Regions from separate parts of the Homo sapiens genome. Here region 2 is linked to region 1. A link is a loop called in an ENCODE intact Hi-C map of the cell type or tissue named here. Cell type or tissue: endothelial cell of umbilical vein. All regions are shown on one strand. Links, peaks and the distances in the headings refer to the core of each region. The heading gives the core; the rest is flanking DNA. Region 1 overlaps SLC39A11 (solute carrier family 39 member 11). Region 2 overlaps CDC42EP4 (CDC42 effector protein 4).

Region 1 (2,902 bases), core at 220-2,719:
TCAACTCTTTTTTTTTTTTTGAGACAGAGTCTCGCTCTGTCGCCCAGGCTAGAGTACAGTGGCGTGATCTCAGCTCACTGCAAGCTCCGCCTCCCGGGTTCACGCCATTCTCCTGCCTCAGCCTCCTGAGTAGCTGGGACTACAGGCGCCCGCCACCACGCCCGGCTAATGTTTTGTATATTTAGTAGAGATGGGGTTTCACTGTGTTAGCCAGGATGGTCTCAGTCTCCTGACCTCCTGATCCGCCTGCCTTGGCCTCCCAAAGTGCTGGGATTACAGGCGTGAGCCACCACACTCGGCCAAAGAGGACCCCAACTCTTGACGCTCTTTTGGGTTCACAACGAGCTAGAGTAGAGCAAAAGGGCCAGAATGAGGAGTCTGGTTAGACAACACCTCAAAAGTTCCTACAAGTCACATGGGAGAGAGGGCAGATCCAAGGAGCTCCACAATGGCAAAGGAAAGCAGATGAGAAACTGGCTGCGGCCAGGTGACCAGACCCCATTCAGGAGTCCACGGGAGAAGAGGAGGAAGTCAGCCAGAGGTCTGAGCCACAAATGGCCAGGAAGCCAGGCCAAGGAGTCTAAAATAGTCAGGATTGAGAGACGTGGGCACCACGGGTGAGAAGGACACCTGTGCCTTTGCAGGCAGTGTTTCCTCCTGGGCTTCCTTCCTACCCAAAACCAGAACGGGGCTTGGCTGGGTCTGTGCACACAGTTGGAAACAGTGGACAAGTGCTGGCACAGAGAGCTGGGGAGGTGGATGCAGGCAACTCCTGACCCAGCACCTGGAATGATGCCTAGGCCAAGGGTATTTCAGCTGGCCTGCCTTGCTGTGAGAGATATACACTGAATCCTCCTGACTCCAACTGATGACAGAAGGCAACTCACCTGAAACAGACCTTGTTTAATGAAACAGGGCTTTAATGGACAAATCAGCATAACATCCACTGGCAGAATTTCCTTAAACAAATCCGATTAAAGGCCCAAAATCAAAATACACTTAGGTTTCAAATGATGCTTTCCCTGGACAGCAAACTTCATAGATCACTATGATGTGTCTTATCTTCCACCTGCTTACACTCACCTGGAAACCTGCCTTGTTAAAGTGTACGAGAACATGGAGACCACCCTTCAAGTCACAAATCCTGCCAGCAGTGCTCCTGGGCCAGCTCTTGCACCGGAGATCAGGGCTGCCTAATCAAAGCATCTGCTCCTTCCTGGAAGGCTCCAACAGCCAATTCCACTAAAGCATAAGGCACTGACCATCCCAGAAGAAGGAAAATGGGCTGATTAAAGTCCCACAATCACCAGAGGAGATAAGTGGGAAGAGAGAGCTGGCATTTAGGAAGCAGTGAGATATTTCCTGTGTTTTCACACAGCGAGTCCCTCCTGCTCATATCTCTTCCTGTCCTGCTGGAGAGCACAAGGAAAACACCATCAGAAATGAATGAGTCACGCGCTGGGTGCGGGGGCTCAGAACTGTAATACCTGCACTTCGGGAGGCCGAGGCGGGCGCATCATTTGAGCTCAGGAGTTCGAGACCAGCCTGGCCAACATGATGAAACCCTGTCTCTACTAAAAATACAAAAATTAGCCAGGCACAGTGGCACGTGCCTATAATCCCAGCTACTCGGGAGGCTGAGGCACAAGAATCACTTGAACCCAGGAGGCGGAGATTGCAGTGAGCCGATATCACACCATGGCACTCCAGTCCACGTGACAGAGTGACGGAGCGAGACTCCAACTCAAACAAACAAACAAAAATAAATGAGTGAATCAGGAAGATGGTATGAGACCTCCTGCCCATGTGGAGCGGGCAGAACTTAAGTGGGAACCTGAAAGATCTTCCTGCCTCACAGAAGTTCTGAAATAGTCATCCTTTCTCGCTTTCCTCCCCAGAAACAACAAACAGAGTCAACTGCTCCTTACTCCAGCCCACCTCCATCCCACTCCACTCAGGTGATCCAGTTCCATTCCCCTTAAATGGGTCCATGCAGAACCTCCTACTGCAGATAAAGCCAACAACCACATGACACATGAAACCCACAGAACTCTGCAGGGAAACAGTCTGCACCCATATCCCACGCCACAGACTGCGGTGCACAGCATGGGGCAGTCACCAAAGCGGGGCGTAGGGGAGAAGTGGAAGGAGGAGACAGGTCGTTCCTGGACGTGGGAAGGGGTAGAGTGTGTTGAGGTGAGCAGGGGCAGGGCACAGAGGAGAGGACAGATACATCACTTATTTACAGCTTGGCTCTTGTCTTCTCATGGGAGCACTCCAAGCCTTCTATGATGTAGGCCTTAGTTCCTCCTTCTCCCTGAATGTCCCTTTATTCTGCATGTGCCACAAGTGAGACATCAGGCTATGTTCTGGCATCCAGGGCCCGTCCCTTCAGTGGCCGTCCTCACTGAAACCCAAGGCTTCTTTAGCCAGCGTCCAGGCCAGGTGCTCTCTGCCTCCTGGGATGTTAACCAGCCAGCCTAATAAATCCACAGGTGTGAATGGGTTGAGGCTGGGGGCCTCCACTTTTTCTCAGATAAAGAATATTTTATCAGTATTCTTTTGGTGGCAGGGAGCAATCCTGGGAGAGAGATTTTGGGGGTAGGTAAAGTCTTACAGCCTCCTTCAAATCGCTGCTGCAACCTGCTAGCCACACACACAGGGCCAGGCTGGCCACTTCGGGGCCAAAACAACACGGCTGCATCTGACCAAGACACTATGTGACTTGCGACAGGACACTACCGTGCCGTCTCTGCCAAGGGCAGGAGAACTGTCCAGAGAGCCCCGGCTTGCCAGGCTGGTTCTCCATGAAAACAGGTCACACAGGCCATCGAGGCGGATGGGTTTCTTTAGGAGGATTCTGAGGAAGCGTCTACAGCCCATGGGGTGACCACCAGTCAGT
Region 2 (2,902 bases), core at 113-2,612, 400 kb after region 1:
CTAGTTTAAATGGTGACTCATTATCAAGAACACTCCGGAATAACATCTCTCCATGTGGATCCCAACAGATAGCAAGACTGTGTGCTGAGGAACCCACTCTAAGGAAATACTATTCTAGACCCTACCTAACCTCAGGGGTAGACCCCTCCCCAGACTCTGCAGTAACTATTCCTGGGCCACATGTCATGGAGAAAATACGAGAAAGAACTAAGATTTGTTGAGCTTTTTACTCTGCACCAGGCATTGTGTTAGGTGATTTATTTTGATTAAACTGTCTCTTTTCTTCTTCTTCTTTTTTTTTTTTTTCCTGAGAGAGGGTCTTGCTTTGTCCCTCAGGCTGGAGTACACTGTAGCAGTGCAATCAAAGCTCACCGTAACCTCAAACTTCTGGGCTCAAGCCATCCTCCTACCTCTGCTTCCCAAAGTGCTGGGACGATAAACTTTGTAGTCATACACGGTCCCAAGCATTTGAAAAACTTTATCTCATGTATTCTTCCCAACAATCCCATGGAGTTATCACTATCATCCCCAGCTCACAGATAAGAGCACCGAGACTTAGAGGGGCACGTGCTCTACTCAAGTCACACACGGTTGGTTAGGAGAGAGAGACAAGAATCCAGATGTGCTGGACTCTGGGTTTTTTCCACTCCACCATAAGGAACATCGGGGTGGGGGGGGCGGGTGGTGCGAGGGGGACAGTGCATCATAAGTGTCCCTGGGGCTCAGGCCTGGGAGGGCTGCTCAAGGCTCTGGATGCATGAGTACACACAGGATACGCAGTTGTGCACACAATTTCAGGTTAACATCTCCTGAGTCTGAGCACCTCATTCCCCACCACTCCAGGGAACTTATAGATTAATCCTGGAAAATACAGGCTACAGCCCAACACCCCAGGTCCATCCAGGGGAGCCTCCTGCTCCTTGTGGGCTGGGAACCAGCTGCCCTGCTTGTCTCCTTCATCTTCGTTCCTGCACCCACCTCATCCTTATCCTCATCCCCATCCCAGAACCACAGGCTTCAGGCCAGGGGAGAAGCAGGTCAGCAGGAGGTGAAGGGGAAACCTTCCCTCACCTCCTGGGAATTAGAACAGCACAGAGAAGGGAAGAAAAAGGAGCCAAGACTAGGGAGTGACCGGAAGCAACAACGGAGGAGTCAAGACGAAGAGGAGCCAGTGACTCAAGGACATCCGGCAACTTCACTTGATTACAGGGCCCTTCCTGGAAATGTGTGCTTCCCGGAGCCACCACCCGAAGCCAGCCACCAGCAGAGGGACCATCTGGGCCAGGCAGGATGGATGCCTGGTGGGGGGCCCCACTGCCCCCATACAGGCTGGGCCCTCCTCCTCTAGGAGTGGTGCTACTACTGGGCAGCAGGGTGCCTCCCTCCTGCTCGGGAGTGATCGCAGAGGAAAGTGCCGCGCTTGAAATCAGATCTGCCAGGCCTTGTTTGGTTTCACTTTGCCGCTCCTAAGAGCCGGGTGCTCAGCTAAGAACTGGGAATTTCATGGCCACCTTGGGGTCTCCAGGAGACTGGCAGATCTAAACTCCCTCCAGAGCAGACAGGCTAATCTTGCATCTTGGCCCTGCCGGAAGTTGGGGACAAAGAGCCCCACTCCCTAGGTCACAAGGTGGCCTGCCACGTGGGTCAAGTTATTTGTGCCTCAGTTTCCTCATTAGCTCTCAGAACAATTGATAACATTACATAACTCCCAAGTGCTGTGCTCGGGTGAGCACAGTTCCATGTGTGCTATAAAGATGATGCTGTCACACCCAGTGACACTCCAGCCACTGTCACTTCGCAAACTTCATAGAGAACAGCCACCTGAGAGCACCTAATTCAAAAGTCTGTACAGTGAAACGTGGGCTGAGACAATGGGTTGACCCTTTTCAAAGTCCTGGGGGTTCCCAGGATTATCTGATGCAGGGGGAAGGGTCCCCCAAGCTGCTGAAGCCCAGGTACAGATTCTGCCCTCCCTCTGTAGTCTCTGCCAGCAGTCGGGGGCAGGAAACCCTCGGATCTGGTTTCTTTCCTGATCTGAGTTCCCTCATCCCGTCACCTTTTAACCTTTAATGATGCCAGAAGAAGGAGCCTGGCTTCTCTCAGACAAGATGGTGAGGTGGAGGTGGGAAAAGAGAAGCTCCTCCATTCCTTCCTAGGATAAGGGTAAAAGTAACTCAGGAATTTGCCAGACCCCGGGTGCTACTAGCAACAAATAATGCACAGGCCAGGCACCGTGGCTCATGCCTGAAATCTCAGCACATTGGGAGGCAGAGGCAGAAGCAGGAGGATCGCTTGAGCCCAGGAGCTTGAGACCAGCCTGGGCAGCACAGTGAGACCCTGTCTCTAAAAAAAAAAAAAAAAATTAAATTAGCCAGGCATGGCGGCACACGTCTATAGTCTCAGCTACTCAAGGCTGAGGTGGGAGGATCTCTTGAGCCCAGGAGTTTGAGGCTGCAGTGAGCTGTGATTGCACCACTGCACTCCAGCCTGGCCAACACAGCAAAAAGCCTGTCTCAAAACAAAAAAATAATGCACAAAACTTCAATATGATCAACCCCCAATAAAATATAATCTGATCTTTTGGACCTAACCAGATTCTCCTTAGAGGTAACCACAAATCGTACTGCGAGCCCCTAGGCTCTTTTTGGGCTCTCTTGGGCTCTCTACTCCTTGTACCACTTGACAAAGCCTTAAGCCCAATTCCAGGACTTGAGGGGAACAGGTCCCTTTCTGATGCTTCAGGGTTGGAGGCAACAGTGTAAGGAAATAAGAAGGTTGCACTGAGTGAAGACCCGAGGTAGAGAGGAAGGACAGGCAGGAAAGAGAAGCCAGCACACAGAACCTGGCTTTGTTGGCACACTTGGAGAGATTCAAAGCTGGGGTCTCCAGACCAAGTTCAGTG

Evidence for each region. A loop is a pair of places that touch in the nucleus more often than their neighbours do. Peaks named below come from ENCODE experiments on the same cell type or tissue, not always from the same donor. Only the 100,000 strongest peaks of a DNase experiment are listed, where the experiment ranks them.
Region 2: it touches region 1 in a loop (2.7-fold over the local background); 1 of 110 quality-filtered maps calls a loop at or near these places.

Annotation. Positions count from the first base shown.
Region 1 is chr17:72,905,752-72,908,653 of GRCh38, forward strand. The region is part of intron 5 of SLC39A11 (solute carrier family 39 member 11); the gene reads right to left. Among named protein-coding and RNA genes, the nearest start is that of SLC39A11, 190 kb to the right of the region's middle. In endothelial cell of umbilical vein, for the core only: no CTCF peak of the experiment used is centred there; a DNase peak (open chromatin) is centred at 1,370; H3K27ac peaks cover 1,334 bases.
Region 2 is chr17:73,303,986-73,306,887 of GRCh38, forward strand. All of the region lies in intron 1 of CDC42EP4 (CDC42 effector protein 4), which reads right to left. Among named protein-coding and RNA genes, the nearest start is that of CDC42EP4, 6.6 kb to the right of the region's middle. In endothelial cell of umbilical vein, for the core only: a CTCF peak has its summit at 1,257; a DNase peak (open chromatin) is centred at 1,286; H3K4me3 peaks cover 545 bases; H3K27ac peaks cover 2,500 bases.